3 separate regions of the Mus musculus genome follow, and all the other regions are linked to region 1. A link is a loop called in an ENCODE intact Hi-C map of the cell type or tissue named here. Cell type or tissue: heart. All regions are shown on one strand.

Region 1 (8,000 bases):
GAGCGAAGAGGTCAGCGCTTGCTAAGTGCTTTCCTTAAAACCAACAAATGCAACTGAAATGGCCACTGCTGATGGCTTCATTAGCTAGATGGGTTTCTAATATGTGCTAATTTGGAAGCTTTTCCCTGTTCGTCCAATTATAGTTAGACTTGATATCTGAATTGTGCATGCAGTCTGCCCTGAAGGGAGATGAGTGTGTGTGTGTGGTGTGCTCTCGAGTGTGTGTTTGTGTGTGTGCCTAGAAGTCTTTCTGCTCTGAAGCTAATACCTAACAGAACCAAACCTTCCAGTTTGTGGGAAATCTACTCTGTCAGGCAACTTGAAGATAGGGAAAAACCCCAGTGTGTTTACCTTTTGCTTTTATTTTTATTTTTAGTTCTATTTTCCATGAGGTTTAGGCATGCACTCATTTGTCCTGCTTTTAGAGGGATATTTAGCCCTGAACTCTGAAGAAATATTCTCTTTTTTGCTTTCCCCCCTTTTCTTTCCTCTTTCCTTCCATCTTTCTCTTCTTCCCTTCCCCTCCTCTCCCTGCTTTCCTCTTCCCCTCCCTCCTGCTTCTCTTTCCCTACTACCTTTCTCTTTCTCATTCTCTCTTCCTCCTCTTGCCTTTGCCTTGCTCCTGCATGCATCCATCCATCCTCCCTCCCTCCCTCCCTCCCTCCCTCCCTCCCTCCCTCCCTCCCTTCCTTGGACATAAAACTTGAGTAACTTGCAGGTTTATACCCGACCCCACCTGGAGCGCCTCCCTTGGGGACTGATGTGGAAGGCCATCTTGTGTAATAGTTTGTATGGAATCTGATGGAAGGCTTCTATTCACTTGACCCACTGGCCCCAGGGAATGTCAGGTTAGGGGAAGTAAGACCACGGAGAGCCCTTTCACAGTAACATCATTGTCCGTCTCTGTAAAACAAGGCCAATGGAGAAGTCTGTGGCGCATAAAACTTAGTCCCCTTCAGGGAATGGTTGAGATATAAAAACACAAAATAAGTTAAGCTGTTCACACAGCTACTACATAAAAGACCCCCCAAACCAATGATCAGATAAAAGCTAAATGATCAGCTCTTGGGGACACTCTACAGTGTTCATCTGGGCAAGCTTTAGCTCCAGGGCAAATAGGCAGGCTTCCATTTATCACTCGACTCTCCCCATACTGTTTAAGTCAGAAAATTCTAGAGAAGTCTTATTCAAAGTGTGAACCAAGGCATCTGCAGCAGCACCTGCAGGAGCTTGTACGAAATGAACATTTTTAGATCTTATCTCAGACCTGTGGAACCAGAATCCCTGGGGATTGGAGGCTGGGGTATGGTTTTCCCAGGAGTCTTTCCGAAATGGCAAGCTTGAGAAACTCTGCTTTCAAGCACAAGTGTGCAAAACAGGAAAGGATTGTGTTCTGGTGGGGTGGGTAGCCCAGGCTTTTGGAGAAACTTTGTATTCTATGGAGGACATTGAGGCCTCAGGCAGCATCTGCCTGTAATGGACTATCAGGGTATTATGGGTCCCATGTGTGTGGTGTGGAGGATCCCATAGGTAGTCAAAAGAAAAGGAAGGAAGGAAGGAAGGAAGAGATAGATAGATAGATAGATAGATAGATAGATAGATAGATAGATAGATAGAATAAAACAAAAAGGCAGAGGCTGAGTTAACTCCGTGGAGTGGAGATGGGTGGAAAAGGAGTTTCCCGGCTCTTCTGTCAATTACAAGAGCACCGCTGTAAGCTTCCCTTGTACCTTGCTGGGAGGGGCTCCAGGACAATGGGCAGCTCCTCATTGCCTATAAAAGGTCTGAAGAGAAGCAGCTGTGCAAGTTCCTAACCCCGCCTCCTGTCCCTCATCAGCTCTGTGACCTCAGGCCCATCACCTAATGGCAAGGAGCCTCAGTTTTCCTCATCTGTGAAAGGGGAAGGAAGGCTTGTACGGCGTAAGACTTCAACACAGTTGCTGTTCCCCAAATGCTAAAAGAGGTGACCTGGTACACAGAAGGCCTGATAAAGGATAGCTGTCTGATTATTTTTTGCTATAATACATTGGCTTACTGAGAAAATACGCATTTTGTGAGTCCTGTGTGCCTGTGCTAATGGAAGGCGTACTGATCCCGTGGACAGCTTGAGGCAGCAGATCAGAGGGAGACTTCCCAGAGTGACTTGATGTTTCTTTTTACTCAGCTCTCCTGAGCTTTTGTGATTCCCTCTTGTCTTCCTACCCACCTTCCCTAATGAATGTGAGAGAACCCTGCTGGGAGTGGAGTTTTTACAAGCCCAGGAGGTAAAATCTGGTATGTTCCCTTGGTTGAGGGTCCCAGCAGTATTCTTCCATAAAATGCATCTGAGAACTACTCTTTGATACTGAATGTGGAGATTTTTTTTTAGGCTACAGACTAGCATCTGTGAGCTTTACAGTACTTTTTTTTTTTTTGGTTCTTGTTGTTTAGTTTTGTTCTTTGAGACAGTGATCCACTGCGTAGCCCAGGCTGTCCTCTAACTCACTCTGTTCTTGGGCTCACAGAGATCTCTCTGTCCCGACTGCTGGCATTAAAGGCATGGGCAACCACCACCTGGCCTTTAGTACTTTTTTATTGGGGTAGCAGCTGTAAGCTCTGTATGGCCTTTCTTCTGCTTCTGTATCTTAGGAAGAGGAAGAAGCCTGATATACTGTCATCCTAACACACACACACACACACACACACACACACACACACACACACACACACACACACACACACACAGGTGATATATACCAGAGATCATTTAAGAAAACCAGTAATCATAAGTGTGAAATTATAATTAGCATCCCAATTGCTTGCCAGCAGATCTCATAACTGGCAATAGTTTGTTCCCTAAGTAAAATCCATACATGAATCTTGATTAGCCACAGTCATTTACTTCAAAACCTTTGCCTCACAGATGACACAGAGGAAGATTTTCTGACCCTGACGTGATTCTCACTGCAAAATTTAAACCAGCGGCTTGGTTCCGAGGGAAACAGGTTTTGTCTTCTCCAGTAGCTTATGCACCTTAGCTTGTATAAACACATTTTCCGGCTCCTATCCTCGGCTTGACTTTGGATTCTATTCAATGGACTGTTTTCTCCCATTGATCAGGAATGCAAGAGGACGCTGGGTTTTGAGAGAGTACTTTGGTAAACACAGTGTTTAAAAATAGTTTTCCCCCCTTGTTTGTTTTGTGTTTTCCTGAGCCTGGGAACTGATGGAGGCTCAAGTCCACCCTTGCTGCCAGCTAAATCGGGGCTGCTGGACCTTGAACTGTTACCTAAGCCACCCTCCCTGCTGTACCCGCTGCACCGCTCATTCATAGTGACCCAATTTCTCCCCTTATGTAAGCACGCCGCAGGAAAGAATCAGAGGGAGCCAGCCAGCAGCCGGCAGCATGTGCGGCCACGGCATGTTCTTGGAGGTTCTGTGGCTGTTCGAAAGGACGCCAATATCCTGCCCACTGTTCCAGGAATCCTGAACTGTACATGCCTGTCCCTTCCTGCTGCTGGCAAGGCACCCATCCCAAAACCTTTGTGCTGTTTCCAGAGCCTTGACTCCTGGGAGGGTTATTCAAAGAAAGCCTAAGTCAAATGCTAATAAAACAACTAGAAGAGAGCCCTCACCTCCCTCCTCCTCCTCCTCTCCTGTTTTTTTCTGAACTGTTCACTGCCCGTCCACTGCCTTTGATTGCCAGGACTGCATTTAGCATTAAACATTCAGTTATGGATCAGCATTCCCTTAGAACATGAGAGTAACAGTCATGAACAAGTATCCAGCATTCCCTGCTTATAAGTCAGGCTCTGCCTGTCACGTGTGTGTGTGTGTGTGTGTGTGTGTAAACCCATTGCAGTCCCCTTAACCCTGTGGAGGAGACTAAAGAACAGAGAGGCCACACCTCTCTACACACTAGCTCATGCCAAATACTGTGTGTCAGAGCCAGGGCACAATAGCTTCTGGGGTTGGAGTCATGTTGCCCAAAATGTGCGGGAGCTCAGGAGTAAGGTTCTAGAGTGGGGTCTGGATCAGAGCTCCAGTCTTCCCCACCTAGTGTGCAGTGTACACAGGTCTCTAGCTTCGGCGGCACTGCTAATGCAAACATGGCCACCCCTAGAGATAACAGCAGATGCCGCTGAGTTGTTTAGTGATAAATCAACACTCTGCATTTAGAACCAATTACGGTTTGTGGACAAACAGAAGGCAGGAAGGAGGGTCCTCCGGAGGGAAAGTGAATGGTGGAATGACAGGGGAGAAAAATGGTAAAAGACAAGAAACAGGACAAGGGGTAGGGAAGATGCAGAGGAACCAATGCAAAGCTTACTGGGAGAAGGATGGTGAGAAAAGAAGTGAATGAGAAGAAAAAATAGGTCCCTGCTCCCCCCCCCCCCGTCCCCCATCCCCAGTAATTCACTTGCTGGGACACATCAGCAAGAGACTCGGACCAGGCTTGGAGCAAGTGGTCTGTCCTGAGGATGCTGTTGCCTCCTGCCATCTGCTACTGGCAGGAAGAGGCGGGGCTGCTGGCAGAAGGAGGCGGAGCTTCTGAAGCATTGGTGCTTCCTGCATCCCCAGAACTCCCCCACCCCCACCACTCACTTCGGTTGTTCTTGGGTGGAATGTCTCTTTGCTCAGTGAACCTCCATGGCCTACCTGCAGTGACACCTGTTCTGGGAGCATAAAAAGGGTAGGGGGAGGAGGCTGTGGCTGAGAGCGATTGGGTAGAGAATGTGGGTGAGTTGAGAAGGGATGAGGGCAGGTGCATCTGCCGGCCTTTGTGATGGCTGCCTTTGCTGCCGTCTGTTCTTGCTTCTCAGGTCCAGACACCAGGAGAGTCCATGGCAACAGGGCCGTTATTTCTCTTTTCTTGGCCCCTCAAACGCTCCCTTGAAATCCCTGACAACTCCAAAGTGGAGTGAATGCCTGGGTTTAGCCCTTGCCGACCCCCACCCCCACCCCCACTCCCCATCCCATCCTGAACAGCAGGCAACCAATCGATTTGATGCCTAGAAGAGAGCAGTGTATTTCCAAGGATGCTTGTGGTCCCTGGCTAAAGGCTGGAAAGGATGCCCAGGAAGGTACAATGGGATGCTGAGAAGGACAAGTTAGTTTTCTCTCAATGAAAGAACCACTAGTGGTAGGCTGACTGTTGGGGTTGCAGGATGGAAAGAATTTAGGTAGATTCCAGGCTCTTGGTGGTTCCTAATAGCCTCAGTTCTCACCATAGAAAAGGTGATGGGAGGTGTCCTCCAGCTGGACCAGCCCCAAGCCTGTGAGCCAAATGGCACCTTTGCAGGGCTGTGGCACACATATGCTCAGTGTGTTTGCCTGACCGGGGTTTAACATTCATCCCCTCTTTGAAGAAAGTGGTCATTGGAGAGAGGACAGGCGTGCTCTAACATCACCCAGATGTGTAGGCAAATCTCCTTTGCTCCTTTTACTGGCTTAGTGACCACAGGCAGTTCTATGCTCAGATCTCACACTCCTTTTGTAAACCAAGCCTACGACTAGCACTATTGACTGCTCGTAGTGAGTACCAAGCAATTTTGCATAGATTGCTTCACTTGATCCGTACAGCGCAGTGAGTTCCCGAATGGTCTCCATTTTTACAAGTTAGATTTCCATCTTGGGCTTTAAGATGTTAGAGTACTCTCCCAAGGTCATATAGGATTCAAAACCAGAGCCCCTGTGTATGTGTGTGTGTGTGTGTGTGTGTGTGTGTATGTTTGTGTGCATACATGTGCAGATGCACAAGCACATGCGTGCAAATGCAGTTGCAGGTCAGGCGTCTTGTCAGGACCCACCTTGTTCTATTGAAACAGAGTCTCTCGTTGACATAGGCTGGGCTGGCCAGCCTGCTTTTTGTTTCATCTTACGAAGATTCTGAGGACCTGAACTCGGGTCCTTGTGCTTGTGCAATGAGCACTTATTGACAGAGCCCTCTCTTGCTCCAGGACCTTTTTCTTAATCACATTGATTCCATGATGTATCGGGCTATAAAGTTAGGGTGACAGTGGCCTGGAGTAAGTCCTCTGTGTGTGGCAGTGACGGTGTTGAGGGGAAGGAGGAGACAGGATGTCTGAGGAGGGCAGGTCTGAGTACAGGACAGAGCAGTAACTCTCCTTGGAAAGGGTGTTCCAATCTACCCTGGCCTTCTCCCGTGAGGACCATGAGGTCAGTAAGGCTGAATGTGTTGTGCACATGAGTGGGGGCTTGGTTGTGCTCAAACTGGTGTCAAGTGAGGCCTCTGCTGCTTCCACTTGTGGATAGGCGTGGCTCTCTCTGGCAGGCTGCCTGCCCAGCCAGGGGTGCTGCCGAGCCACCTGAGAGTTTGCCACACACATCCCTTCAGGTTCCCAACCTGTGCAGTTCCTTCAGTTCCTCACAGTGTAATTCATCAAACTCTGAGGCCCACGCCCATCTTTGTGTCTATGTGTCGGTTCTTGGAACTAGATTCTTTCCCACCTAAGTGGCTTTCTTCATTTACTTCTCCATCCCTCTGGCTTCTGCTGTCGCTCGTAGACAGGGAATCCACAGGGTTCCTCATGGCTCCCTGTCTTGCCTTGCGTGGGGCTCCTTTCTGTCATTCCACCTCAGCAACCCTTAGGCCCCAGGTCCTAGAGGTCTGGAGATGAAACCACCAACACAGATGCTAATGTTGACATCTTTCTTATTTTAGATTTATTTATTTTATGTGTATGGATGTTTTGCCTTCACGTACGTGTGTTCACCACGTGTGTCTTGTGTCCCAAGAGGTCCGAAGAGGGAGTTTGATCTACAGGACTGGGGTTACAGATGGTTGTGAGCCACCATGTAGGTGATGGGAATCAAACCCATGTCCTCAGCAAGAGCAACAAATGCTCTATACAGCTAAGCCTCCTTTGCAGCCCCCTAATATTTGCTTCTTAACTTGGCTTTCCTGCCACCAATGGATCACATGACCAAGGCAAGTCATGTACCTTCCCTAAGGTGTGTTTTTCTCTTTTCTCAAATGGTAAAGTCATCAAGATCTATGCTATGGATCTACCACGAGGTTCAGAAAGCACTTGGTGTGGCCAAAGTCAGTGCTCAGTAAATACTTTCGGAGAGTGTTTCAAGGCATATATTCTGACTCCAGCGCTGTTTTAAAACTTCTGTTCTTCTGCCTTTCTTTGTTCTAACTTCCAGTTCTCAAATTGCTGCTCCCTAGGGTCAAGGACTCTTTGAAGGATGGCTACATTCCCAAATTAGAATCTGTTTCTGTTCCCTTCTTCGGGCATGGAAGCTCTCTCCAGGAATCAAAGTCTAAGCCATCACGATTGCTTTCTGTTCCCTGCTGCACTTAGGCTCATTTCTGGCTGCTCTGACTCTTTGCCACTCTCCCAGGCGTCTCCCCTATAGCACATGTGGCACCTATCATAACACAATCCGTTATTTTATAGGACTCCTTCACGCTCATTACATTACAGAGGCTGGAAAGCGAGGCAGTGATTTCACATGACTTCTTTGTGCTTGTAGTTCTGGACCTCGTTCCCAGCAACCTCACCCCAAATGAATAAAGGTCAAGGCTATCCAATTGGATGCATCTCGAATATGCCCCCCCGCCCGCCCCCGCCACGACTGATTCTGTCATCACCACCGTTTCGTTTGCTGCTTACTCTCATTCTTAAGGAAGGCAAGCCCTACCATTTCCTCTCAGTCCCTCTCTAAAACCTACCTTCCCCAATGCTAGCTTCTTGCTCTTCGAGCACTCATTTCACCTGCTCTTCTCCTTCCTACAAACACTGCTGTCAAGATCTTGCTCTGGAGTCCTGTGGACCTGGGATGGCATCTTGGTTCACCCCAGCTATGCAGCGGGGGCCATTGATTCAGCTCCTTTCTCTGCTCTCCCCTCCCCCTTCTCCCCACCCCTCCTTCTTTTCCCTCTCCCCGCTCTCATCTCCTCAGGCTGGTCCCGAACTCACTATGTAGCTGAGCCTAACCTTCTGATTGTCCTTCCTCCACCTCCCCTCCACTGGGGTTATGGAATTATAGAC
Region 2 (8,000 bases), 63 kb after region 1:
CCCACTCCCTCCCATCTTCCTTTCCCGACCTTTTACTTCACAGAGCATAGAGCAGTCCTTACTGCTGGAGAAGCCCCCTAGGAGATGGAATTCTGTATCCTGAAAGTGACAAAACATTGTTTTCCTTACTGCATAGAATTCCATACAGCATAGATTTCCAGTCTATCTGTTTGCCAATCTGTTTGATTGTGTGCCAAGTCTTGTTCCAAGCGCCTTGTATATAGATGCGGGTCCTTTGGCATGCCACCCAGATCCCCTATCCTGGCCACCACCAGTGTGGTATGGTCTCTGTTATAGGCTCTGGGAGTTGCTCTTGACAGAGACATCACCTGGAGCCAGGTCAGGCATCTCAGCACAGCAGAGTCCAATAAATGGGTAATGCTAAGGCCTGCTCAGCTCCAGAAGTAGACACTTGCAAAGGTCTACACAACTCTAGAACATCCTTGAAGACCCTCTGGGCGTGGGGTGGGGTCTCTGTGTGCAGCATAACTGCTCTGCTCTTCTCTCAGTTCGTTTCTGAGAATTATCCCTAGCATGCCTGCTACCCCTACAGAATGCTCCCTGGGGAAGTCCAGCTCTCCAAAAAGGTCTTCAGTCCCCACCACACCTTATGAAATAAGTATGGTGATGTCTAAACCCCAGACACAAAGAAATGGAAAGATGGAGTCTCTAAGGTCTCTCATAATTATACAGCAGAAACATGATTTGAAACTCCATAACTATCTACCCTTAACCTTACCTGCTGCTTCTTAGTAGCAATCTCGAAGGGAGCTCCCGAGGGCCAGCCGGGAAGACAATGGCACCTTTAAGGCAGGATGAGGAGGGGAACTAAGCAGTTGCTTAGCCTCAGGATCACTTACCGGTTACAGAGCTGTTGTTACTGTTGCTTTCCAGCAGGAGCAACATGGTAAATTCAAAGCTGGATTGAGGCACCAAGACTTACCCTATAACTATAGAGCATTAGAGCAATTAAGCACGGTTGCAGAGATTTCTGCTATAATTGTGTTAAGTAAATGTTTCCGCCCATGCCTGCTGATCTTGGCCAAATCGCTAGTTTTCTGATCTTCTGATCCTTCATCTCAAAGTGGAGGTAATGACCGTGGGGGCGAATAGCTCACTTGGCTCCCGTCACCTTCGAAGACCATGGGATGGTACCTGTTCTGACCTGAGAGAGAGTGCAGTATAGTGGTGATGTACTTTTTCTTGGAATGCACCCCATGCGCCTGTCCTCCGTGAACTCTCCACCCCCTACCAAACCTCTCCTGTCACTTTTGAATTGTTTTCCTGCTTTTACTAGAGGTCGGCGTCTCTCTCTCTCTCTCTCTCTCTCTCTCTCTCTCTCTCTCTCTCTCTCTCTCTCTCTCTCTCGGCGTATGTCTGGTCTTCAAGCCTTCCTCTTCTCCTGGCACCCCAAGTCTCCGACCTTGGGGGTGGGGACAGCCCCGTGCGCTTGAGATGAGGCCCTGGGGGCTACCAGTCGTGCCCCACCCCTTCAGACTCCCCTCGCTGCCTCCTCCCTCCCAACGCCCAGCCCCACTCTCTTATTGGTCGGCGACGTTCGTCCCCGCCCCGCCCCACGGGGATAAAAGCCTTAGTAGCCACCGGCCCGGCGCGTGCCGCTCTCCAGACCTCTTCTGCGCAGCCTGGTACTTGCTACTCGCTTTTCCCTCTTCGCCCTCCGGTCCGCCACCATCCTCTCCACGACGTGCTGTCCTGCGTCCGCAACCATGTGCCGCACCCTAGCCACCTTCCCCAACACCTGCCTGGAGAGGTAAGAGGATTTTTTTTTTTTTTTTAGCAGTCCGGACGACCAAGTCCCGAATCCACTAACCCTCAGCCTTGGGAACGCGGGGAAACGGGGACAGCCGGGCAGAACTTGTTGTGCTATAAAGACCCCAAAGTGTTAAGACCTATCAGGGCATAGCCCAAGTGCTGCCTTTGTGGCCTAGAACTTGAAGACTCCAATGAGAGAAGCGCTTAGGGCCTTGGGAATGGTCAAGTGTCCCAGGTTTCTTGGGACTGAACTCTGGGTGGTGGTGTTAGTTGGGAGGCCCTCCTTCCCCAACTTCTCGGTGCTGGCAAACAAACAGAATCCTTACACCTTGATGGTTTTTCTTTCAGAGCCAAAGAGTTCAAGACGCGGCTGGGAATCTTTCTTCATAAATCAGAGCTGAGCTCCGATACTGGGGGTATTAGCAAATTCGAGTGGGCCAGTAAGCATAACAAAGAGAGGTAAGTCCTATTGTCTGTCCAGCCCTGGGGCTTTAGAGGGGAGAAGGCCTGAAAGGGAAAATAGGAGCAGACTAGCTAGGTGCCCGAAACCTCTCTCTGGAGATTTGAGTGAGACTTTACTGCTGTCCTGTGGCTGCGGAGCCCCATTGTGGAGGTGGTAGAGTCCAGGTTTGCCACCCCCAGCAGATGCCCGCGTGCAGGACATGCATCCCTGTTTCTCTGAGGATGTTGTAACACTCGAATACAGGGCTAGGGCAGGGTCTGCATCTGTCTAGAGCACTCTGCCTAGAAGCCACCTTTTATGGAACGCCAGGCGTGATGCTAGGCTTTGGGGTTGTAAGTAAATAGAGAGACTCTCTCAGCCTCCTGCTTCATTGGAGAGGTGTGCAAACCAAAGTTGAGAATCTTGGGACTAGAATCCATTTAGTTACAGAAGAAGGCGGTGTTAGGGATACTGACTGAGGACTAAAGGGTTCCTGGCAACGGTTGCTGGATGCCCAGGTGCCCCTTACATAACCTGTTTCATGGGAGCTTGAGAGGTTAGTTTTGACAACCAATAACTTCAGCCTAGGATGCTTTTGTTTGTTGATTAAAAAATATTCATTTAAAAATCTCTGCTCCCCCCATCTCCCCCCCCCCCCCACAGAAGCTTCTCAGAAGATGTACTGGGATGGAGAGAGTCTTTCGATTTGCTGCTGAACAGTAAAAGTAAGTAGGACCCTGTTGTCTGTCTGTGAAAGGCACGTGTGTGCTCATGTGCTTGGAGATTGTCCCAGCAAGGCTGAAAAAACACGGGGCCAAATAATAGTAGTAGTAATAATAACCCCAGTCCTCCAGTGTGCCAGCCTCTGTTCGGAACACAAAGACAGAGCCTTGTTCAGGAAAATTACATTCTAAAAATAGAGCCATTAACGCCAATTGCTGTCTTTTCGTCTTTTCTTCGCAGCTGTCCCCTAGTCTGACCTGTCTCCTTTCTCCCCTTACCACAGATGGGGTGGCTGCCTTCCATGCCTTCCTAAAGACGGAATTCAGTGAGGAGAACCTGGAGTTCTGGTTGGCCTGCGAGGAGTTCAAGAAGATCCGATCAGCCACCAAACTGGCGTCCAGGGCTCACCACATCTTTGACGAGTACATCCGCAGCGAAGCCCCTAAAGAGGTCAGTGTCCCAGTGCCCCAGCACTCGGCTCCGGCCTTGACTCCTCCAGACCCTGTCTGTTCCTTTCCAACTGAAAACCGAGGTCAATGAGGGAAGAGTTAGCTTTGCAGTGCAGTAGTCTGCACGGTTGGAGAAGGGTAGGGAGTCAGTGGCTGGACACTAAACTTTGCAACACAAAGTGTTATATATAGCACAGGGACGGCAAGAATTTTTTTGGGGGGGAGGGGTTCTTCTCTCCATACCAACATTTGTAAATTCGTTATTAAAAAAACAAAACAAAACAAAAACTCAGCACAAGAAAGTAGAGGAACAAAAGGCTTTGGATAACCTGACTCTGATCTGTGTCCACCCTTTGGGAACTTTTTTTGTTGTTTTTTTGTTTGTTTGTTAGGTTTTTGTTTTTTTGTTTTTTGTTTTTTGTTTCTTTTTGCAATGCCTCTGAAAGGCTATTCACAGTAGCAGTGGCGCCACCTGGTGGACACACCTGAGCAATGCTGTGTGTTTGTATCTTGTTTTCTGGCTGCTTCTGTTTATTTTACATTTACTCTGTAACGATTTAATAAGTATCACTTAACATGCAAGGAAGTTTTATTATCTTAGAGGATGTAGCAGTGAAAAGTGTAGAGTTCTAGTGGAACTCTATTGTAACGGGAGAAGATGTCAGGAACCAATTCAGTATAAGCCAGGGATGTGAACAGAGCACACAGTGAGAATTAGGGAGCCGGTGAAAGAACACACAAGGCCAAGAGTTGTAAGGATCGAGAGAGGGAAGGACATCCTGCCACAGGGAACGGGGACAGGTGAGGTCATACACATGGCTGGTGGCCAGATGCAGCCATTCTAGCTTTTCCTTTGAATGACATGGACAGGAAGCTAGGGTATTTCCAGACGGATTGGGCTCGATTTAGCAGCTGTGAGGACAGACAGACAGTGGGAGTGAGGGGAGGCAGGAGCCGAATTACTACACAGGTCCAGCGCAGAGGTGGTGACTGGAACCAGCAGAGGAGTAGCATTCATAAAAGGCCTCATGTTAGTCTTGAGAGATCAGAGGACCAACCCCTGGGTCTGAAGTGGGAACTGTCCTAGACCCGAAAAGCTGGTGAGTGGGGCTGAAGAGATGGCTCAGTGGTTAAGAGCACTTGCTGTAGAGGACATAGGTCACCCCACACTATACATCCAGAACTCCTATATTTTATCACCAGCATGGCAGCTCACAACCTCCTTTAACTCCATTTCTGGGGATCCTTCAGGCCTCTAGAGGCTCCTATGTACATGCGGTGCACACACTTATGCAGGCACATATACATACAGATCACATATACTCATATACACATATATACATGCATATGTATATATGTATATGAAAGGAGTCACTTTATTTACTGTCTGGTACTCTTTCAGTGACATCACTTGCTCACCAAACTCCCCCCCCCTCCGCCCTGCCCTGCCCGGCCACCCCACTCCACACCACTCACCTTTGTGGTTTGCCCTGCTTCCCCCACAGGTGAACATAGATCACGAGACCCGAGAACTGACCAAGACAAACCTACAAGCTGCCACTACCAGTTGCTTCGATGTGGCTCAGGGGAAGACCCGCACATTGATGGAGAAGGACTCCTATCCGCGCTTCCTCAAGTCACCAGCTTATCGCGACCTGGCTGCCCAAGCCTCGGCCACTTCCACCTCTGCACCCAGCGGCAGCCCAGCTGAGCCTTCACACACTTGAGCCTCCGCAGCAACCTAGAAGCCATCGGGAAGAGAGGTGGAGTCGCCCGTCCCTAAAGCAGCTGCCCTGTGTGGGAGGCAGATCCTGTGCAGCAAGTGCAAGAGGATAGTGGAAGGACAGACGGACATCCATCCCCGCAGCTTGAGTGCGAAGAACCCCCTCTCCTCCAGATACTGTGGTGGGCCAGTGTAGGAGAGACTCCTCATTTCCAGGACCTGTGACTGAGGGCTGACGACAAGGCTGCGCCGGGTGCTCTGGGGGGAAGGGTGGCCCAGAACTTATACTTTTTACCAGGGCACACACAAAGGGATGCTGGGTGGTTGGGAACCATGAGAACAGGAGCCAGAGAGCAGTTATTTAAGGGCCAGACAGTCGGCTTTGGTCCCCGTCTTGATTTCCTCACTCCTGGACTGGGCCTAGAAAAGGCTGTGTGTGTGGAACCTTCATTTCCTGCCCCTTGCCTTCCCAGGGACACCCAGGGCCCCCGAGCTGAGGCTTCTTAATATTCCTGTGCTCATTCTTGCCGTCTCACAGAGGTCAATGAGTCTGTCTGATTCTTGGCCCAGATGAGATTTCTATACCTCAAAAAACCGGCCTGTGAGCCCCTTTCCGGGTCAATGATGAATCCTGCAAAAGAAGCCATTCTGCTCATGGGACCCTAAGCTGGGTGCTCTCCATGGCCGTCTTGTAGGTGGCCCCCTGCCTTCACCTTTGCAGCAGGGTCTGCTTGTGAACAGGGCTAACTGAGAAGTCTTACTGGGCCCTGCGCTCCTTGGAAGATGGGGTCTAAGGAGGGAGGTGGGAGGAAGGAGACTTCCGGCACAGGGGCCAGCACTCATGTCCAGCAGGTGAGCTAAGGGAGAGAAGTCATTGAAAAATCCATCTAGGAGCCCAAAAGACTAGCTGAAGTCAAACCAGTTCTCTTTGTGGGTATGAAAATGGGGAAAAGTGTCTCCTACCCCTCACCCTGGTGGAAGGGGAGCCTTGTGCTTCTTTCCTGTTGACATGAGATGCCCACTGTAGTTAGGGGAGAAGCCCGTCAAGGACCAAGAAAGCTCTGGAACAGAAGTTAGCTCAGCCAAGGGAGTATTGCAGATGTGCGGGGAGGGCTGCCTGGAAGGATGGGGCCGGGGGAAACCAACTTGCCTGCCTATCACTTCTGAGTCTTACCGAACAAACTTTCCAAGTTGGGACTTCCAGCACCAGCCACCGAGACGGAGACCTAGGTTGTTTCCCTCTGCACTTGAGGTTTCTCCGGGAGAGAACTCTTTTAAGTATAATATTGTGTTCTGTTGTGTTGTGCCGATTGTCTCGCTGCTATTGTTATTTATTGTGGTTTGTTTGCCTGTACTGAAGAGCCTCAGCTGGAGCTGCTGCCTGATCACGCCTCCTCCCTACCAGACTCTACCTCTGCAAGCCTTGGGAATCACTGAGGGCTGGGGGGGGGGGGGAACGGGACACGGGACTCCCCACTGTGTTAATATTTATTTATTGTTAACAAAGGGAGCTGGGTTCCTTTATCAGCAGTGTATGTGATCACTGTTTTTCTGTTTGAGCATGTTATATTCTTGTAAAAAAACCTGAAAATAAAACTCAAAAATAATATCCCAATATTTCCCAGGACAGTATGGATGATATGAGGGTCCAGGGGAGTATGGAGGGCCTGTGGTATCACAGCTCTGGTGATTCTGTGGGATGGGGATACAGGACGGGGTGGGTGGCTGAAGGCACGAAAGGGTTGAGCTGGGTTTGAAAGGCTTTTGCAGGGTAGTCCACAAGGAGCCGGGCTTCTCCTCTGCCTGGTGCCTTCTGGGTCACATCAGTCCTGAAATCCTGCTCTTTGAGATTTCACTGCCTGAAAAGAGCCTGGCCCAGGCACATAGTAGTGAATGCCTGCAAGCCCTAGCTTTTAGGAGTTTGAGAATGGCCTTAGATTACATACTGAGATCTTGATTCAAAAGAAAAAAAAATTTAGCCAGGCGGTGGTGGCACACACCTTTAATCCCAGCACTCGGGAGGCAGAGGCAGGTGGATTTCTGAGTTTGAGGCCAGCCTGGTCTACAGAGTGAGTTCCAGGACAGCCAGGGATACACAGAGAAACCCTGTCTCAAAAAACCAACCAACCAACCAAACAAACAAAAACAACAACAAAAAAAGAAATTATGTGGTGTTATAGATATCTGCTTATACACAGATCTGACATGCTGTTGGGTTTCAGTTCTCCCCCAAGTCCTCTGTGTGATCAGAGTTCAAGTACTTGGTTGTAGAGACCCCTTAGAATTGCACCCTACACCTAGATCCAGGGTTCTCAGGTGATAGCAGGAGGGGTTCAGACACTGAGGGCTTAAGCAAAAATATGGGAACAAACAGGCAGGCTCTAACCTCATACCATCCAGACAACAGCTCGACCGGATCCTAAACGGGGGAGAGCATGTGTGGTGCAGCTGGTGCAGCTGGTGCAGCTGGTGCCGGAGGCCATCTGAGCTGTTACACTGTGGGGCGTTTGTCTATGTGAGATGGGTAGAGAGGCCCATGACCGGGGACGGGAGGGAGACAGGAGTGCCCAGGTACAATGAAACACTGTGGTGTGTGTGTCTGCTCCACACGCACACATCCCACGCTAAGCATGTGAAAGGCGGAAGACAATTTTCTGGAGTTGTTCTCGGCTTCTACCTTTTGGGTTTTGGGGGTTGATTTCAGGTGGTCAGCCTTGGCAGCAAGCACCTTTACCTGCTGAGCCATCTTGCTAGCCACAAGGCCCCGAATCCCTATTTTCCACGGCTGGAGATGTTTGCACACATAAAAACATGGCGATTCCTTAATGCGACAAAAGGTCATCACCTCCTTTTGCCAGACTAAAGACTCCTGCGTTATGCATGTTCTTGT
Region 3 (8,000 bases), 51 kb after region 1:
CACTAGGTGACTATGCATGCAACATTATTAATAAAAAGCAAAAGGAAAAAAAATCCAGTCTATGATAGAAATGTTTTAGAGAATAATCTTTTCTATCAAACAGTATTTTTTCACTTTATGGTTTCCCCTAGGAATTCATTGGTATTGCACTTCCGTGGCCCACTTAACTATTGGCGCATATGTCTCTGCTTGCTAAGAAGGGAAGGGGTAGAGAATATAGCATCAATCTGGAATTCCCAGGGGTCAATGATGGCTGAAAAGTCACTGGATATCAACAATAGCAGTGAAAACTGGTGAGTCACGGGACCCTTGAGTAGCTGGGAGTCATAGTCTCTCTGTGTACAGTTGAGCCCCACTCAGTGATAGACACCAGAGGGCCAGGTTCAGAGGGTAGAGGGGGATGTTGGGCACTCAGAGTCCAGCTGTCCGTGAGTCTGTTGTAGTTGGTGCTGAACTTTGGCTGGAAGGGCTGTAGAGTCTGTGCCCTCTGTCCAGAGGAGTGAACTCTTCTCCCCTCTCCCTGTGCACCATGGTCAGACACCTGGATGGGGAGGAGGTGCGGTCACTTCTGTGCTGCTGATATTCAGTTTTTCCTATCAGCTCCTTGGGAGGGGAGCATATGCTAAAAGAACTACAAACCAGGCTTGGTGTCCTAGTTAAGGTGATGTGCTGTGGCGAAACACCATGACATAAGGCAACTCAAGGAAGAAGGGGCTTATGGGCCCACACTTCTCCATCACTGTTCATTATTAAGGAAAGTCAGGACAGGAGCTCAAACAGGCCAGGATTCTGGAGGCAGAAGCTGGTGCAGAGGGTGTGTGTATGTGTGTATTGCTTACTGGATTGTTCAACCTGCTTTTTTTTTTTTTTTTTTGGTTTTTCGAGACAGGGTTTCTTTGTATAGTCCTGGCTGTCCTGGAAGTCACTTTGTAGACCAGGCTGGCCTCGAACTCAGAAATCCGCCTGCCTCTGCCTCCTGAGTGCTGGGATTAAAGGCGTGTGCCACCACACCAACCTGCTTTCTTGTAGCACTAAGGATCACCAGCCCAGGCATGGCACCACCCACAAGGGCTAGGCCCTCCAATATCAATCACGAATTAACAAAATGCCCTGCAGGCTGTGTATGACCCAATCTTAGGAATTTAGGGGTTTCCTTAATTGAGGTCCCCTCCTGTCTGATGACTTTCGCTTGTGAAGTTGACCATGAAACTATCTAGCACAGTCAGTTTCGAATCTCTGTCTGTTGGTTCATAGAGACTGGGAAAAAGCTCCTTTGTCCCCCAAAAGCCCTAGATTCTGCATCTGGAAATGGAGAACACAGAGGCTGCACGGTATCTCGAAGGATTTGCATCAAATAAGAACTCAAAATCAGTAGCTGCTATTTTTATTGGACAAGAGGCTGTAATTCAACCCAGGGAAGGGAAGAGGCTACATTAGACAAAATAGGGTGTGTCCGTAAGTATGTTGAGGATGGGCACAGTTTAGAGTAGAGTGGATGAGCCAGGCGGGTTGGCCCTTGGTCATAATCTCAGTATTTGGAAGGCTGACGCTAGACGATCAGGAGATTTCGGTAAGTCTGAGCTAGGTAGGAAGACCCAACCTCAGGAAATAAGTAGGGCTGGGTTGTGGCTCAGTGGGCAGAGTGCAAACACGAGAACCTGAGTTTGAATTCCAGAACCCACCCAAAGCTGTGGCACTCATGTCTATAAGCTCAGTGCTCTTACATAGCAGGTGGGAGGTGGAGACAGGAGATTCTCTGGAAGCTCACAGGCCAGCTAACGAGTAGTCTATGCAGTGATGAAAAAAGGGATCTGGACTCAAACAAGGTAAGATTAGCATCTAAGGTTGTCCTTTGACTTGCACAAGTGCATGCGTGCGCACGAACACACACACACACACACACACTAAATGAGTGAATGAATGAATGAATGATAAGAGTGGGTAGTTTACAGTATCCTCTATGCCCTACCACCCTTCATACTCAGTGGACTGGGAACTCCTGCAGCTGTGTGTCTGTCCAACACAGATTTCATAGCAGCATGGGTGGTAATAAGGCAGACCCCGCTGGGCCTTTGAATCAGAGCTTGGTGGTTCAAAGAGGAGGGATGGTAGAGGATCCACTTTGTGGACAGAGGTAGCTACCACATCCAGTTTTCTAGGGCCAGCCAAGGCTGGGGGGACACTTGGGGAGTGTCTCCACTGCTTGGCTGTGGAGGAGGCTTAGGTGTCTAGCCCAAAGGCCTAGTACCTGCTGTGCCTCATCGAAGTGGTTTTGTGGAGGAGTTTCACTGCCTTGCTTTGTTCTTATGTTTTCTGAACCACCCAGAAAATTTTGTGGGCTATCCAAAACTCATACATATTTCTCTTTGAGTTAGAAGAAAGCCTGTCTTTCTTTATCCTTAGAGACTCCATCAGTTCCCTCCTCAGAATGCCTCATGGGGGGGGGTGCTCCCTTCAACTTCTACCTTCTTTACGGCATTAATCAACTATTAGTGATATGTGATATTTCCTCAGTCCCTCTCAGTCCCAACCTCACTGTGAGAATGCAGGTCAGTCTAAGGGTATATTCTGTCAGGGCCTGCTAGCTGCTTGGCAGAGCTGTGTGTGACACCCACGAGAGCTGTAGCCAGCAGCTGGCTTTGGATCCTGGCTCTGTCACGGGAAGATGTGGGGCTGTGTGTGTGTCAGCTCCTCTATCAGTAAAGCAGGTTAAGAGTATTTCCTGTGCCTTTCAGTTGTGAGGATCAAAGGCACAGATGTATCCAGGGAGTGCTTGGCACAGAGCTTCTGCCTTACCAGGTTAGTTGACACTCAGGTGACAGAACAGTTGGGGTTTTGGGGGGGAAGGGTGGTGGTGGGAAGGTTAACACACACACAAACACACACACACACAGGCACATACACACACATACATACAGACACATACACTTACACACACACACACACACATACATAAACACACACACACATACAGACACACACATACATACACACAGGCACATACACACACATACATACAGACACATACACTTACATACACACACACACATACATAAACACACACACACATACAGACACACACACACACACACACACACACACACACACACACATGTAGTGACTTTTCCTCTAAGAGTCAGGTTGAAAGCTTGCCAGTTGGTTACTCAGGACCCATTGGGTCCACTCACTCTTCAAGGTGGCTCTCCATTTGCCCACAGAGTATCCATCCATGTTTAGTTACATAAGCATCTCTTATCTGATCCTCTGCTTGAAGTCAAGCACCTTTCAAACAAAGGAGTTTTGGGCCCTTCGCCCCAACCCTGCTCCAGGGCCTCTTGTTGTAACCCCATTTTTTTCAGGGCCAGTGGGACTGCTACTATTTCCAGGAAGAGCTGGTCCTTCTGTAAGCTGGATCCCCAGAGGCACAAGACTCTCCAGGCCAAAGCATCCCAGGCAGCAGGGCCTCAGATGGGCAGCCAAACCAAACACGGCATCCTGGATGATGGCCCTTTTCTGGAAGGCATGTGCTTGCTTTTTCCATGGCCTGGCTCTTCCGGAGCACAGGGCCATGTGAGCCAATTGTTGAGTTCTGCACAAGTCCCCGGCCCAGCCAAGCCTTAGGCTGTGAGCTGGAGAGATCTGTTGCTCTATTTTAAGATTCCCTGTGTTTCCCAGCACTTGTCAGTTGGTTAGAGAAAAGGGAAGGTGGGGCTAAGGCAGGAGGTGAGAGACAATGAGGCCAGAGCCACAGGAGTGTGCTACTTCCAGCTGAGTGGAAATTCCCATCCTTCATGGACAGAAAGTAGCACCCCCCCACACACACACCCTCAACACACTCACCCTGTCTCAGAATCTTTCTTTGGACATCTTGATAACAAAAATAAAGTGAACACACAGATTCATTTCTCAGGGTACTTTCAACCACTTTCCCCCATTTGTTGATGGAAACAGCTCTTATTAAGTCTTGCTTGCTAATGAGAAGACAGAGGAGGCACAGAGAGGTTAGTGATTGCTCATGGCCACACAGCCACTTAATCACAGAGGACAGTACAGTTCTCCTGTGTTTTATATCACGTTACCTCATTCACAACTCATTCAGTCACGAGCGATTTACTATCGGGCCAAGATGCTGTTCTTGTGCTCATGAATGAAGCAAGGAAGGGCTGATTATGGGGAACCCTGGTGGAGTCCCCATCCTTGGGCTTGTTTTTCCTCAAGTACAGCTTCGTGAGAGGAAATGATCTGTAGAAGGTTTCTAAGCACTTAATTAATATACTATTAGGGAATGAGAGAAAGGTAAATTGCATTGCCAGGGGGCGATTCGGAAGGAAGTTTTTCTATTAGAGAGAATTTCAAGCATGCAGGGGAGTAGAGAAATAATTATAAATGCCTATTACTTAGATTCAACAATGCCCCTCCCCCAGAATTTGCATATTGGTCCCTTTTTTTTTCTTGAGCTATAGAAGAGCAGATATAGACTTATACCAATGTATACATATATTTAGACATGTAGCTGAAGCATTTGGAAAAAAGTATGATATTATGAAACTCACCTCTGGGCTTAGGAGATAGATCCGCTGATAAAATGCTTATTGTACAAGCTGAAGACTCAAGTTCGGATCCCCGGGACTCATGTCAAAGCCAGGCATGGTAGTATACATCTGCAGTCCCTTTGTTGCTACAAAGAGATTGAAAGCCGAGACGGGGGACCCCTGCGAGCTTGTAGGGGTAGCTAGTCTGGTGGACACAGTGGCAAACAATAAAAAGACACTGCCTCAAACAAGGTGGCAATCGAGAAGCCACAACTGAGGTTGTCTTCTGACCTCTATATATGCACCATGGCACGTGCTCTTGAGTGTGAGTGTGTGTGTGTGTGTGTGTGTGAGAGAGAGAGAGAGAGAGAGAGAGAGAGCGCCAAAAATGACCTCAAGCTTCTCCTGTCCCCACTTGCAGAGCGCTGGACTTACAAGCATGGCTTTCAAAAAAACCCAGATGGTTTTCAAAGGCAGCCGAACAGAAGCACTATTGTTTGTTAATGCCACCCATGCAGTGACATCGGATGTGGGAAGATGCATGGAAGACATCAAATCAACTTCAGATAAGTTACATATGAAGACATCTAAATTTCAGGTGGAAATACAGGTTCTGACCTGAGTGGAGGATGCATCAGCCTGTGGGCCGTGGTGGAAACAACAGCGATAGACTCTGGTAAAGGCCAGAGTAGGAGCAGAGCTAAGGGTCCAGGTCACAATCCTGCTGTTATCAATAAAGTGCACAGATGGGGGGTGGAGGACAAGTCCTAGTGAGCATTAGATGAGCCCTTGCGTGTGAAATTCCAGACTCCCAACTGAGGGCTTCAAAGCGCTTGGATAAGTGAAGTATGTTTAGAGTAGATGATTGCTCTAAAGGATGAGCAGGGCTGCCCCAAAGGCCTGTTACTCCTGGGAGTAACAGTGTTGGCCCTCTGTATACTGCACTTGGGAAGTTGAAAGCTCATTTCTTCAGCTCTCTCTGACCCCTTCTGAGAAGTGAAGACCAGCTATAAGTATGTGAAAGAAAACATTTACTGCAGGAATCTTCTTGGAGCTCGGCCCAAGAACTAACTTTCTGGAACAGTAAGACACGGGGCCTGGGCAGTCTGCAGAGTGGATCACTGACTGAGATGGTACTGCAATTAGACAGCCTGGGATCAGAGCTTGGTCCTTCTGTCTGTTCCTCAATTAACCTCTCCGTGCCTCAGTTTCCCCGACCTGAAAACCACAATCCCCGTGCCTCCTTCAGAGGCTGGGGGAGGGTTCGGTGCGACTATGAGAAGCGGGGCATGGAGAACTCAGATGTACCGTTCACTAAACGCTCACAGTCACCATTATTAACACTGTAGCCAGGCAGTTGAAGAAGCCTGGGGATTTGGATCCAGAAGGTTCCCTGGTGGCCTTGGAGCAGCTGAGCCAGCTGCTTGCTGGTGGGTGGGGAGGAGAGGCTCAGTCACACAGCTCCCCGCGTGTCATGTCGCCCCTGCTCAGATGTGTGGGGCCCATTATGGAAAGCTCATTTCTTTCTCTGCAAAACATCATGGGCCCCCTGCCGTGCTCCTCCCTCTGTCCACCTGGGCCTGTTTCTGGGACAGCTGCTGTGTCAGGGGCGGATGGCCTGGGAGCTGGTGAAAGGCCCACCTGTTCCTGTGGCTCACTCCCGCCCTCCCCCTCCCCGGCTGCCAGACCCAGCCTCCCGGCTGCTCACACATCAATCCACGTTTTTGAATCCCTCTGCTCAGGTGTTGTGGGCGCATTGAGAGAGGCACGTTTGCTTACAGCTGGTCGCAGCATCATGACCAGCACAGGGGCTGTGTGGGGAGTCTCTGCTTTCCTGTGAAACCTGTGCCACCGTGTGCCAGCCCTCCTCATCCCTCATCCCACTTTCCCTGTCAGGGGAGTGATGGCTCCAACATGGAGGGGGTGTCGTACAAGGGTCCCTGGCTCTCAGGGCAAGGGTCCCTGACTCTCAGGGCATGGCCCTCCAGTGCCTCTTGCATTATGTCTGAAGATGCCATTGATAATCATGCTGGCGCTTGCTGTTCTCCTGCCCCAGCCGTGGCTTAGGAGAGCTTCAGGATAGTGTGGAGACATCACCCCATGATCAGGACACACCCAGGGCCTCGCCCCAAGCTGTTCTGAGGTCAGCATTGAGTAGTTCTGGGTTTGGATCTTTTGGACATCTCTGGGGCCCAGTTTTGACATCCCTGTAGCCTGGGTGTGTCACTATAGGTAGGTGGTCTCTTACTCTTAACAACTATCTTTCCATCTTTAGCAGGGTGTCTCTAAAGCAGGGAGTTAAGTGGTGGGTGATGGAGGTCCCTAAAAACAGTAGTTTTCCTTATGCCAAGACAGAGTCTGGAGTACTCTGGTAGTGCCACGGAAATCTTCCTAGCAAGTTGGCTGGGATCCTGATACAGGCATCTTAGGAATGACCCTCCCTCCACCCCCACCCCCACCCCCACCACTACCCCAGGGGACACAAAAGAGGTGAGATGTTCTGAGAGTTTTACACTAAAGGGACAAGGAGAATTTGCACAAGCTCCAGGTGTGCTTCTTGTCTTGATTTTAGCTCCAGCCCTGCTATCTGCTCTTCTTCCTGATTTGGCTCCTTTTGCTGGGTTTCATGAAACTCCAAAAGCTACAGTGGCTGTCCATGTTAGGGGCATGCCTAGCACTGAGTTTCACTGCATAATCTAACCCTTCTGGGACCCATTTCCAGAAACTTGCCTGGAGAGAAGGAAATTCAGCAGAGAAGGGCTCGAAACTCAAAGACCCTTGGGAGGCAGGGCTGACAGAGACTCTCCAAGGGTGTTAGTGTTCTTTGAGTTTGTTGCTGTCCCTTTGTTTCATTCATAGATTTGATATTTAGTGAATACGTGTATTGTGTTGGATATTGTGCAGGGCATTAAGATTTGGGGTTTGAGGCATCCTTGGGGTCATCTTAGTTCTGCCTAAGCAAGCACCTATATCACAAAGGCAGCTTCAGACCAAGAAGAGGACCTGAGTGTCCTTCAAACCAGGGGTGATGGTCCAATTTGCTCTGGGCTGGGACACAAACAGCTAATCATGGAAAGCTCCTCTGTGAGCATCTTTGAGTCCTGCCATCCTGACATTGAGATCTGAACGGTGCTCCCTCCTCATCTGTCCTGGGTCTCCACTATGCCACAAGCACAGCTGGGGGCTGTTTGCTACACCCTGCTGGAAGTTCCTGTTGGTGGATGGGTGACAGACGGGTGCGGTGGGGTGATGGTTAGAACACCTCCTTGACTCCAATTCCAGGGTGACAGGTGCCTGAAAACGGAGCACAGTCTCACCCAGAACCTACAGGACTGTGCAGCTCTGTGCCCAGTCTTAGAGAGAACTAGAGATCTAACTCCTGCCTTCCAGGCACTTGTAAAATGGTAGGCCTCAGTTTTCCCCTCTTCTGGAGTGTTTTATTCTAAATGATTTCTCAGGGCCTTGGAA

The links. A loop is a pair of places that touch in the nucleus more often than their neighbours do. Peaks named below come from ENCODE experiments on the same cell type or tissue, not always from the same donor. Only the 100,000 strongest peaks of a DNase experiment are listed, where the experiment ranks them.
Region 2: a loop joins it to region 1, with 2.2 times the contacts of the local background. A loop is called at or near these places in 13 of 42 quality-filtered maps.
Region 3: a loop joins it to region 1, with 2.5 times the contacts of the local background. A loop is called at or near these places in 5 of 42 quality-filtered maps.

What each region holds. Positions count from the first base shown.
Region 1 is chr1:153,676,010-153,684,009 of GRCm38, forward strand. The region is part of intron 5 of Rgs8 (regulator of G-protein signaling 8); the gene reads left to right. Among named protein-coding and RNA genes, the nearest start is that of Rgs8, 27 kb to the left of the region's middle. In heart, no CTCF peak of the experiment used is centred here; a DNase peak (open chromatin) is centred at 3,332; H3K27me3 peaks cover 2,063 bases.
Region 2 is chr1:153,738,742-153,746,741 of GRCm38, forward strand. Rgs16 (regulator of G-protein signaling 16) reads left to right here and starts at 1,612. Exons shown (of 5, transcript NM_011267.3): 1 at 1,612-1,771; 2 at 2,122-2,232; 3 at 2,879-2,940; 4 at 3,222-3,388; 5 at 4,893-6,727. The coding sequence starts at 1,728. The coding sequence ends at 5,114. In heart, CTCF peaks have their summits at 905 and 3,863 (motif pointing left); DNase peaks (open chromatin) are centred at 1,570 and 4,250; H3K4me3 peaks cover 1,555 bases; H3K27ac peaks cover 809 bases; H3K27me3 peaks cover 2,538 bases.
Region 3 is chr1:153,727,317-153,735,316 of GRCm38, forward strand. It overlaps C230024C17Rik (RIKEN cDNA C230024C17 gene), which reads right to left. Exons shown (of 3, transcript NR_046171.1): 2 at 4,554-4,678. Among named protein-coding and RNA genes, the nearest start is that of C230024C17Rik, 6.5 kb to the right of the region's middle. In heart, no CTCF peak of the experiment used is centred here; a DNase peak (open chromatin) is centred at 3,525; H3K27ac peaks cover 1,923 bases; H3K27me3 peaks cover 1,606 bases.